Regions from separate parts of the Homo sapiens genome. Here region 1 is linked to region 2. Evidence: chromatin loops called from intact Hi-C (ENCODE). Cell type or tissue: HCT116. All regions are shown on one strand. Links, peaks and the distances in the headings refer to the core of each region. The heading gives the core; the rest is flanking DNA. Region 1 overlaps UNC45B (unc-45 myosin chaperone B). Region 2 has its middle 61 kb from the start of SLFN11.

What was found. Peaks named below come from ENCODE experiments on the same cell type or tissue, not always from the same donor. Only the 100,000 strongest peaks of a DNase experiment are listed, where the experiment ranks them.
Region 1: a loop joins it to region 2, with 2.2 times the contacts of the local background. A loop is called at or near these places in 27 of 110 quality-filtered maps.

What each region holds. Positions count from the first base shown.
Region 1 is chr17:35,169,542-35,174,917 of GRCh38, forward strand. It overlaps UNC45B (unc-45 myosin chaperone B), which reads left to right. Exons shown (of 20, transcript NM_001267052.2): 11 at 296-390; 12 at 573-714; 13 at 1,781-1,921; 14 at 4,701-4,828. Among named protein-coding and RNA genes, the nearest start is that of SLC35G3, 22 kb to the right of the region's middle. In HCT116, for the core only: a CTCF peak has its summit at 2,066 (motif pointing right); no DNase peak of the experiment used is centred there.
Region 2 is chr17:35,310,360-35,315,735 of GRCh38, forward strand. No RefSeq gene overlaps it. Among named protein-coding and RNA genes, the nearest start is that of SLFN11, 61 kb to the right of the region's middle. RefSeq lists enhancers at 1,328-1,829, 3,008-3,667, 4,329-4,987. In HCT116, for the core only: CTCF peaks have their summits at 2,508 (motif pointing right) and 2,708; a DNase peak (open chromatin) is centred at 2,532; H3K27me3 peaks cover 856 bases.

The DNA of each region.
Region 1 (5,376 bases), core at 84-5,083, 140 kb before region 2:
TGCTGGTTTTTCAAAATGGCAGGCACAATACATCTGTGGGGTCAAAATGGTGGGGGAAGGGGGCAGGTCAAGAATTTGCAACTTTATGGGCCTCTACCCTAACCCAGAGCATCAGGGAAAGTATCTCAGCAGAGGTGACACCTGAGCTGAGTTTTACAGTCTGCACAGAGGTGGATCCAAGCAAAGAAAGAGGGGCGAAGTGTTCTGGCCATAGAAACCTGTTTGAGCAAGGCTTCATCCCCAAGCCTTGGTGTCTCTGATCCTGCATGTGTCTGCTGTCTCCTCTCCTCCTCAGGGACTCTGTAAGCTCGGCTCTGCAGGTGGCACAGACTACGGTCTCAGGCAGTTTGCGGAAGGGTCGACAGAAAAACTGGCCAAACAGTGTCGCAAGTAAGGGGGCTGTGTTTCCCAGGCCCTCCATCTCCTCATGCGCCTTCCGGGCAAGAGTCTCTGGGGTGTGCTCTAGTGGAGTGTGAAAGGGACCTCACCCCTGGTTCACCACCCTGAAATCGCTTCACCCTCTTGACCTAGCCCTGGGCCCCTTCCCATGTGTGCTCCCTCCTCACTTCCAGGTGGCTGTGCAATATGTCCATAGACACTCGGACCCGACGCTGGGCAGTGGAGGGCCTGGCCTACCTCACGCTGGACGCTGATGTGAAGGACGACTTTGTCCAGGACGTCCCTGCCCTGCAGGCCATGTTTGAGCTGGCCAAGGCAGGTGTCGGGGAGTCTGGCCCGACCACAAACCTCAGGAAAGGTCTGCTGGGTCCAGACCCACAGGGAATGGATCCCAGTCTTCCTCCTGGCTCTACTCCTTACCCCTGTATAAACATGATTGGTTATTTCCCCCTTTCTGGCCCTCATTTTACCTGATTGTAAAATGGACTCCCGACTCCCAATGCCTTCCAGAGATGGGAAGATGCACAGGAGGGCAGTTTGTTTTCCTGGGGCCCTCAGGAGGTGAGGTCTTGAAGGACCTGAGGCAGCTAAAAAAAAAAAAAAAAAAAAAAAAAGCAGGGCATCGTAGCACGTGCCTGTAATTCCAGCACTTCAGGAGGCTGAGGCGGGCGGATGGCTTGAGCTCTGGGGTTCAGGACCAGCCTAGGCAACATGGTGAAACCCCAACTCTACAAAAAATACAAAAATTAGCTGGGCGTGGTGGCACATACCTGTAATCCCAGCTACTCGGGAGGCTGAGGTGGGAGGATTGCTTGAGCCTTGGGAGATCGAGGCTGCAGTGAGCTAGAATTCCAGCTCTGCACTCCAGCCTGGGTGACAGAGAGAGACCTTGCCTCAAGAAAATAAATAAATAAAAGAGGCTGTGCCTGGCCTTTCTGGGAACCTGCCCTCCCTCCCAGGCCCCCCCAGACTCCTTTCCTCATCTGCTGGGCCAACTCCCTGGCCCTTTTCTACCAGTAAATGGAGGAAGCATGGGAGAGATTTTCACCAGGACCGGAAAATGTCCAGCTCCCACCCCATCTCCAGTTGGATGGGAAAGTGTTAGACTGGGCTTGTGGAAGAGGCGCAAAGCGAGGATCTTTGTGGGACAGCTCCTATTCATACTGTCAGAGCTACTGTGGAGGGTGCAGGAGACACTGCTGCCTGCCTTTATGGGGAGAACCGTTCCTCTCCTGCGCTGCTGTCTTTCCTCAGAATGGGCCCTACCAGCTGCACTCCTCCGACACCAACCTGCCGGCCACGTGAGGGAGCATCCTGGAAGCAGAGGTTTGTCCTAAAGTTTCCTTTCTGCTTTCCCTCTCCCCAACCCTGTGCCTTCCAGACCAGTGACAAGACCATCCTGTACTCGGTGGCCACCACCCTGGTGAACTGCACCAACAGCTACGATGTCAAGGAGGTCATCCCAGAGCTTGTCCAGCTCGCCAAGTTCTCCAAGCAGCATGTGCCCGAGGAACACCCCAAGGTAGGGTCAGGCGCGACCCGGGAGGGGTCTGGTCTGTGCCACTAGGCCTCCAAAGGAGGCGGAACGGCAAAAGGAGTGGTGTCAGGAGTGGCACGGTGTGTGTTTGGGTGGTTGGGGGTAAGATACACATACATTGAATATGTTAATGGTAAACTTTCCCACCAGATGGTGCTCATGCTTTTTCTTTGTTTTTATTTTCTATTTTGAAAAAAATCCAACAATTTATAGTCTGAGAAAACAAACAGAGCCATGATGGACACTTTGCAATTTGTGTTGTTGATTTTATGGATAAAAGACAGTTTTATTTCATGTCTCCAACAGATAACAATTTGATTTTCTCAGATTTCTGGATTTTGTGACATGGGTGCTAAGTAGGAATCATGAGAGGAGAGGCATGGTCAGCATTAGCCCAGAAGTCACAGATCCCCTGGAACCCTCTCCAACAATTCCCTGCACATGAAGATATGATTTGTGTGTGATTTGTTTAAGAATATATGCAAGATATTGCCAGCCAATAAAATCATTTAGATTTTTTTAATGATCAAAGTAATATAATCATGCTGCAAAACGAGTTAAAATGTGGGGAAAAGAAAATAACCACTCATGATTACGTCATCTCCACATGACTGCTGTTGGCATTTTGATGTTATGTTACCTACCAGAGGCTTTTTTTCTATGTATCTTTTTTCCTTTCACAGTTATAATTAGAATATATTTATCATTTTGTGCCCAATTTTGGAAAAATATGTTTTTCACATTGCCATCTCATTCTCTGAATCATTTTTATTTTATTTATTTATTTTTTGAGACAGAGTCTTGCTCTGTCACCCAGGCTGGAGTGCAGTGGTGAGATCTCGGCTCAATGCAACCTCTGCCTCCCAGGTTCAAGTGATTCTCCTGCCTCAGTCTCTCAAGTAGCTGGAATTCCAGGCATGCACCACCATGCCCGGCTAATTTTGTGTTTTCAGTAGAAACAGGGTTTCACCATATTGGTCAGGCTGGTCTCAAACTCCTGACCTCAAGTGACCCACCCACCTCGGCCTCCTAAAGCGTTGGGAATCCAGGCATGAGCCACCACACCTGGCCTCTGAATCATTTTTGAAAGCTGCATGATGTTTCATCCAGGCAAGGGTGCAGAGCATGTGCTGTGGCTGTGAAGTTCCAGTGTGGCTTCCAGGGCTTGCCCAGGGTTGTCAGCCCCTTCCCCACCACTCCTCACTCTGAGGATTATCTGTAGGGACTCTTTAACCCTGGGTTGACTTTGGGTTTCCAGCAAACCCAATCCATTGTTATGGCGGCTTCATCCACTGTGTCCTTTCCTGCCTATACCCTCTCTCTACCTCCACTCCCACCTCAGCCTTCTCCAAGAAAAACAATATACGCATCATTTAGTCTTTTGGATTATCCGTCTTTTATTTCATTCCTCTGTGAATGAGAGAATCTTTGGGACTGGTTTTCTACGGTATCAGCTCCTCAGGCTCTGTCTTGGGATTAGGTAAGGCAAGGAAGAAGAGAGGAGAGACAATCACACACGACAGCAAGGCGTGCTGTATACCCCTTGGCAGTTGCTTGGGAAGAGGGAATCTGGAGAAGTGTCTTAGTTTCCTATTGTTTCTAGAACACATTGCCACACGCACTGTGGCCTAAAACGCAATTTTTATACTTTTTTTTTTTTTTTTTTTGAGACTGAGTCTCCCTCTGTCGCCCAGGCGGAGTGCAGTGGTGCAATCTTGGCTCACTGCAACCTCCGCCTCTTGGGCTCAAGCAATTCTCCTGCTTCAGCCTCCTGAGTAGCTGGGATTATAGACACGCTCCACCATGCCCAGCTAATTTTTGTATTTTTAGTAGAGACGGGGTTTCGCCATGTTGCCCAGGCTGGTCTCGAACTCCTGGGCTCAAGTGGTCCACCCACCTCAGCCTCCCAAAGTGCTGGAATTACAGGCGGGAGCCACCACGCCTGGCCCGGTTTTAAAAATCTTATAGTTCTGGAGGTCAAGAGTCCTAAAATGAGTCTCACTCGGCTAAAGTCAAGGTGTTAGCAGGGCTGGTTTCTTTGGGAGGCTCTAAGGGAGAATCATTTTGTTGCCTTTTTCAGCTTCTAGAGGCCACCTACATGCTTTGGCTGGTGACCTTGAACCACTCTGACCTCACTTCCATTCCATTGTTACATCTCCTAGTACTAACTCTGATCTTCCTGCCTCCCTCTTATAAAGATCCTGGTGATTATATTGGGCCCACACAGAAATCTAGGCTTACCCCCTCATCTCAAAATCCTTAACTTAATCGTGTCTGCAAAATCCCTTTTGCCATGTAAGGTCCCACGTTCACAGGTTCCAGAGATTAGGCCATGGATTTTTTTTTTTTTTTTTATACAGAGTCTCGCTGTGTCGCCCAGGCTGGAGTGCAGTGGTGCGATCTCGGCTCACTGCAAGCTCTGCCCCCGGGTTCATGCCATTCTCCTGCCTCAGCCTCCTGAGCAGCTGGGACTACAGGTGCCCGCCACCACGCCTGGCTCATTTTTTGTATTTTCAGTAGAGACAGGGTTTTACCGTGTTAGCCAGGATGGTCTTGATCTCCTAACCTCGTGGTCCGCCCGCCTCAGCCTCCCAAAGTGCTGGGATTACAGGCATGAGCCACTGTGCCTGGCCAGGCCATGGACATCTTTGGAGGCCATTATTCAACCAACCCCAAGAATTCAGAAATGCACCATCTTTGGTTCCAATACCGATTGGCCTGGCACCCAGGACCCTCCCACATTGCCATCTTTTCATCTCCTCAGGACAAGAAGGACTTTATAGACATGCGGGTGAAGCGGCTTCTGAAGGCGGGTGTCATCTCTGCCCTGGCTTGCATGGTGAAAGCAGATAGTGCCATCCTCACTGACCAGACCAAGGAGCTGCTGGCCAGGTGGGGCTGCAGTGGGCCAAGGCTTGGAACTAGGGCTGGGGGCCGAGGGTCCTGGAGTGCAGCACACTGGGCAGGGAGATAGAAATGGTGGGGGCCTAAATGAGGAGATAAACTATTGGGAAAGCCTGGAGAAAGGTCTGAGGGGATCAGCTTTGAAAAGTGACATGGGACCAGGGGTGGTGGCTCATGCCTGTAATCCCAGGGCTTTGGGAGGCCCAGGTGGGAGGATTGCTTGAGCCCAGGAATTCAAGACTAGCTTGGGAAACATATTGAGACCCCATCTGTACAAAAAAATTTTAAATTAGCCTGGCACGGTGGTGTGCACCTGTACTGCCAGCTACTTGGGAGGCTGAGGCAGGAGGATCACTTAAGCCCAGGAATTCAGGGCTGCAGTGAATGATGATGGTGCTACTGCACTCCAGCCTGGGTAACAGAGCAAGATCCTGTCTCTATACAAAAGAGAAATAAAGAAAGAGAGAAAGAGAGAGAGAGAGAGAAAGGAAGGGATGGCGGAAGGAAAAAAGGAAGGAGGGAAGGGAAAAGAAGAA
Region 2 (5,376 bases), core at 193-5,192:
AATAAATAAAAAGCAAGACTCAATGATCTGTTGCCTATAAGAAACATGTTTCACCCATACAGATACACATAGGCCGAAAATAAAGGGATGGAAAAAGATATTCTATGCTAATGGAAACCAAAAAAGAGCAGGAGTAGCTATACTTGTGTCAGACAAAATAGATTACAAGACAAAACTTTTGGCCAGGTGCAGTGGCTCATGTTTATAATTCCAGAACTTTCAGAGGCCTAGATGGGCAGATTGCTTGAGCCCAGGAGTTTGAGACCAGCCTGGGCAACATGGCAAAACCTCATCTCTATTTAAAATAGAAAAACCACTCAGGTATGGTGGTGCATGCCTGTAGTCCCAGCTAGTCAGGAGGCTGAGGTGGGAGGATCACTTGAGCCTGAGAAACAGAGGTTTCAGTGAGCCAAGATCACACCGGTGCACTCCAGCCTGGGTGAAAGAGCAAGACCCTGTCTCAAAAAAAATTAACTTTTTGTTGTTTTTATTCATCTTATTGTACTGACTATGTCTTGAAAAGTTGGTTTTTACTATATTTGTTTATCATTTAATCTTTCTATTTAAGATAAGAGTAGTTTACACGGCACAGTTACAGTGCTATACTATTCTGTGTTTTTCTGTGTACTTTCTATTGCCAATGAGATTTGTACCTTCAGATTATTTTTTCTCATTCATTAATGTCTTTATTTCTGATTGAAGTACTGCCTTTCACATCTCTTGTAGGACTGGTCTGGCGTTTATGAAATCCCTGTTTCTGTATGTCTCGGAAAGTCTTATTTCTCCTTCATGTTTGAAGGATTTTTCACCTGATATACTATTCTAGGGTGGGTGTTTTTTTCCTTCAGCACTTTAAATATGTCATGCCAGCTCTCTCCTGGCCTGTAAGGTTGAAATGTCTGCTGCCACACTTATTGGGATTCCATTGCATATTATTTTTTTCTTTTCTTTTGCTGCTTTTGGGAGCTTTTCTTTAACCTTGAGCTTTGGAAATTTGATTATTACGTGCCTTGAAGTAGTCTTCTTTAGGTTAAATCTGCTTTGTGTTCTATAACCTTCTTGTAATTGGATATTGATTTCTTTCTCTGGGTTTGGGATGTTCTCTGTTATTATCCCTTTGAATAAACTTTTTACCCCTATCTCTTTCTCTAGCTCCTCTTTGTCCAATTTCCACTCTGTGCCTTTTAAGTGGAACATTTAGACCATTTACATTCAACGTTAATATTTATATGTGAGGTTTTTAATCCTGTTGTGATGTTGTTAGCTGGTTTCTTTGTAGTCCCGATTTGTGTAGTTGCTTTATAAGGTCTGTGAACTATGTATAATACTTAAGTGTGCTTTTGTGGTAGCAGGCATCATTCTTTCATTTCCATATTTAAAACTCTCTTAGGATATCTCGTAATGCTAGTCTAGTGGTAAAAAATAAGGTCCTTTAACAATTGCTTGCCTGGAAAATATTTTATTTCTTCTTTGTTTATGAAGCTTAGTTTGGGAAGACATCAAATTCCTGGTTGGACTTCCTTTTATTTGAGAATACTGAAAATAAGTACTCAATCTCTTCTCATTTGTAAGGTTTCTGCTGAGAAGTCCATTGTTAGCCTAATGGGGTTCCCTTGTAAGTGATCTGACATTTTTCTCTAGGTGTCGTTTAACATTTTTTCTTTAGTATTGACTTTGGATACTCTGGTGACTATGTGCCTTGGTGACATTTGTCTTGTATAGTATCTTGCAGGTGTTCTCCAGGTTTATTGTGTTTGGATGTCTACCTCTCTAACAAGATTAGGAAAACATTTTTGAATTATTCCTTCAAATAAGTTTTCCAGCTGTTTACTTTTTCTTCTTCTCTCAGGAATTCCAATCTTTTGTAGATTTGGTTGCTTAACATAATCCTATGTTTCTAAAAAATTTTACTCATTTTTAAACAATTCTTTATTTCTGTGTGACTGAGTTAGTTAGAAATATTGGTCTTCATGCTCTGAAATTCTTCCTTGTGCTTGATCTAGTCTGTTGATAGAGATTTCAATAGTATTTTGAAATTCTGTAAGTGAGTTTTTCAATTTCTGAAGATCTGATAAGTTTTAAAAAGATGCTTATCTCTTCCTTCATTTTCTGGATTGCTTTAGTAGTTTCCTTGCGTCGATTTTCAGCCTTGTCTTGGATCTCGTTGAGCTGCCTTGCAATCCATGCTTTGAATTCTCTGTCATTTCTGAGCTTCCTTTTTTGTTAGGGTCCATTGGTGGAGAGCTAGTGTAATCTTTTGGTGGTGTCACAACATTCAGATTTTTCATGGTGCTGGAATTCTTACACTGTTTCCTTCTTATCTGGAGAGGCTAGCACTTCTAATTTTTGTAATTAATTTAATGTGGAAAGAATTTTTTTTCTTTGCCTTTCTCCCCCACCCCATCTCTAGCAGGGTATAGCTACAGAGTATGTTGAGTAGGGCCTTCTGGCTTTGCTTCTGTAACCCTATGCACTTCTGTTGGCAGGTTTTACACTGGGCTGTGATATTTGATCTACAGGCCAGTAGATGGCGCTTAAGGGTAATTGTCAGCTGCGGCACAAGCAGAGGAGTATGTAACTGATCTTTGTTTACTGTGAAGTTCTCTCTATTGTCTCAGGAGGTGGGCTGGGCAGTGGAGAGCCCCCTACCCTAAGCTTTCCTGTTCTTGGAGGGTAGCTGGAGCCCCTAGCTTGCCTAAGAAGGCCCCAGTAGTGAGTGCAGGCACCAGCCCTGATGACAGTGGGTGGGTGGCTCCCGGTGAAATGCGCTGAGGTGTCTTTGGGGTGAGGAGGTTAGGGGGCTGTACTGGCTCCCCATCCTACATAGGCAGGAACATGATCTGTTTGCCTATCACACCCCTGTTCTGGGCGGGGTTGGTGACTCCTAGTTCAGACACACATAGCCAATCTCTGGACCCCTACGTGGTTGAGAGCCACAGGAAACTGTTTTGTGAGTCTCCGTGGGAGTGGTTTGGGGGCAAAACTTTGTAACTCAGCCCAATAGAGATAGCTTTGTGGCTCCTCTGTTTTCTGATGTGGTAGCACTGCTGCTTCATGTGAAGGGTGGGGCGGGGAGAGCTCCACCCCAAACCCTTACATGGTTGGTTATGGTGGTGTCCGCTGATTGGGTCCACCTGACCTCGGCCCCGGTGGAAGTTATCGGGTGGCAGCAGAGTTGGAATGGGATAGGTAGTTCCCCGTTTCCAGGACCCCAGACGGCCTGCTGGGACAGTGTATATGAGTCCGGAATGGGCTGGACCAGGGTCAGGCTAGCCCAGACTTCAGGTACGGGCTGTGATGACGAGGAGTGGGCTAGTCTCCCGGGTCGGTCACCGCTGAACTCTCAGGTGAGGGCAGGCAGAGCACTTGGGCGGTGGAATCCCAAGGAAGATCAAAAGCTTGGGGGGTTGGGTTTTCAGAAGGGCTCTGGGCTGCAGCTGAAAATGTTTACATGGGGCAGGGTGGCTGTGCTGTGGGTCTTTCACCGGGGAGGGCAGGACCCCTCAGCTGGGGCAGTGGGGACGGGGCACTCTTGCACTTCCCTCCCACGCAAGCAATGCTGGATTTCACTGCTGCGGGCACACAAAGGTGCAAAGCCTCCTCTTCCCACGCTGGCCTGGGGGTGGTAGGGATGGAGCCAAAAAGCTTGTTGCTGGCCTCAGGGAATTGGGCTCTCAAAGGAACCGAGCCATGGCCATAATTTCAGGAAGGGGCAGGAAGGCCGTTGTGGGCCGGAAGCCAGCGAGCCCGATTTGGCAGGGGACAGCAGACGCGGGGAGTCCTCGGTTACACAGTCTCCTCCTTCTTATCTCAGCTGAGACATCAGTGCTGAAGGCACAGGAAGGTGTCCAGCCTCCTTGTTCCCTCCCAGACCCGGGGGCAACAGGGGTGGAGGGGGAGGCAAAGGCAACAGAGATCGAAAAGGGCCTGTCAGCTACCTCAATGAGTCCTGCACGCAGAGGAACACCAAGTCTCCACCGCGGTGTTCGGGCAGGAATGGGGCGGGTGCACTGGGTGCCAGAAGGTGGTGAGCCTCATAGTGTATGCAGAGAGTTGCCCGGTGTGTGCAGTCTGTCCATTGTTCCTCCGTATCTTGGCTGTGACATCCATGCTGGAGGTACACACAAATGTGTCCAGTCTTCTTGTTCCCTCCTTGGCCTGAGGGCAGCAAAAGCGGAGGCAGCGGCAGTGGCGACTGTGGAGGGCTTGTCAGTTACCTCTGGGGAACTTGATCCCCATTACAAGCCATTACGAGCCACAGTGTTCAGGCGGGGTCAGGGCAGCTGTGCTAGGAGCCCAGGCCTGGGACCCTGTCTGGTGAGGAGCAGTGGGGATGGAGATGTTGTGCAGTGTGCAGTTTGGCCTCTCCTCAGCACCACAGCTGCACCACAACCTAGGGTTGTGCAGAAGAGGCTGGTCCCACTTGTTGGCAGGGCTGCATGGGGATCAAAGGCCCAGGGGTTCCACGTGGGCTTGAGTGTGCCTCTGCATAGACCCTCTGTAGGTCTGGAGGCCTACACAGTGGGGTGGGGGTTGGTCAAGGGACTCTCCCATACCCTGAATTGCAAAGACCTAAGTGTAGATTCCCCAGGGACTCTTTCTCTGCCTTAGGGAGCTTCTCCCTGCTCCAGCTCTGCCTCTCTCTCTGTTCTCTGTGGGTCCCATCACTTCCTTGAAGAAAATCCTAGCATGATCTCAGCCTATTCACTTGTAGAGTTAGTATTTACTCACTACTTTGTGTTCCTCTCTGAGAGAGAGGCAGGCACTAGCTGCTTCTACTCAGTCATCTTGAACCGGAACCTGATACTCTTCTTTTTTTTCTTTTGAGGCAGGGTCTTGCTCTGTAACCCAGGCTGGAGTGCAGTGGTGTGACCTCAGCTCACTGCAGCCTCAACTTCCCAGGCTCAAATGATCTTCCCACCCCAGCCTCCTGAGTAGCTGAGACTACAGGCACACATCACCATCCCCAGCTAATTTTTGTATTTGTTGTAGAGACAAGGTCTCCCTACGTTGCCCAGGCTGGGCTCATGTTTCCCAGGCTGGGCTGCAACTCCTGGGCTCAAGCGATTCACCCACCTCAGCCTCCCAAGTTGCTGGGATTACAGGGAGGGGCCGATACTCTTTTTCTGATAAATGACTCAGTCTTTTTGTGTGGCTGCCAATGGAATCTGTTTTTACATTCCGACAAGTATATTTTGGGTTATGTCCCAGTGTTGACTACTCAGTGTTAAGCTTCTCAGACACACGGTAGGCCTCTATGATATATAGATTCAGGTGCTCTTTTAGTTTGAACACATTTTATTCCATTATCATTCTAAATATTTGCTCCATTCTACTGCTTTATTTTACTCTTTGACAGGTTCCAATTATATATAC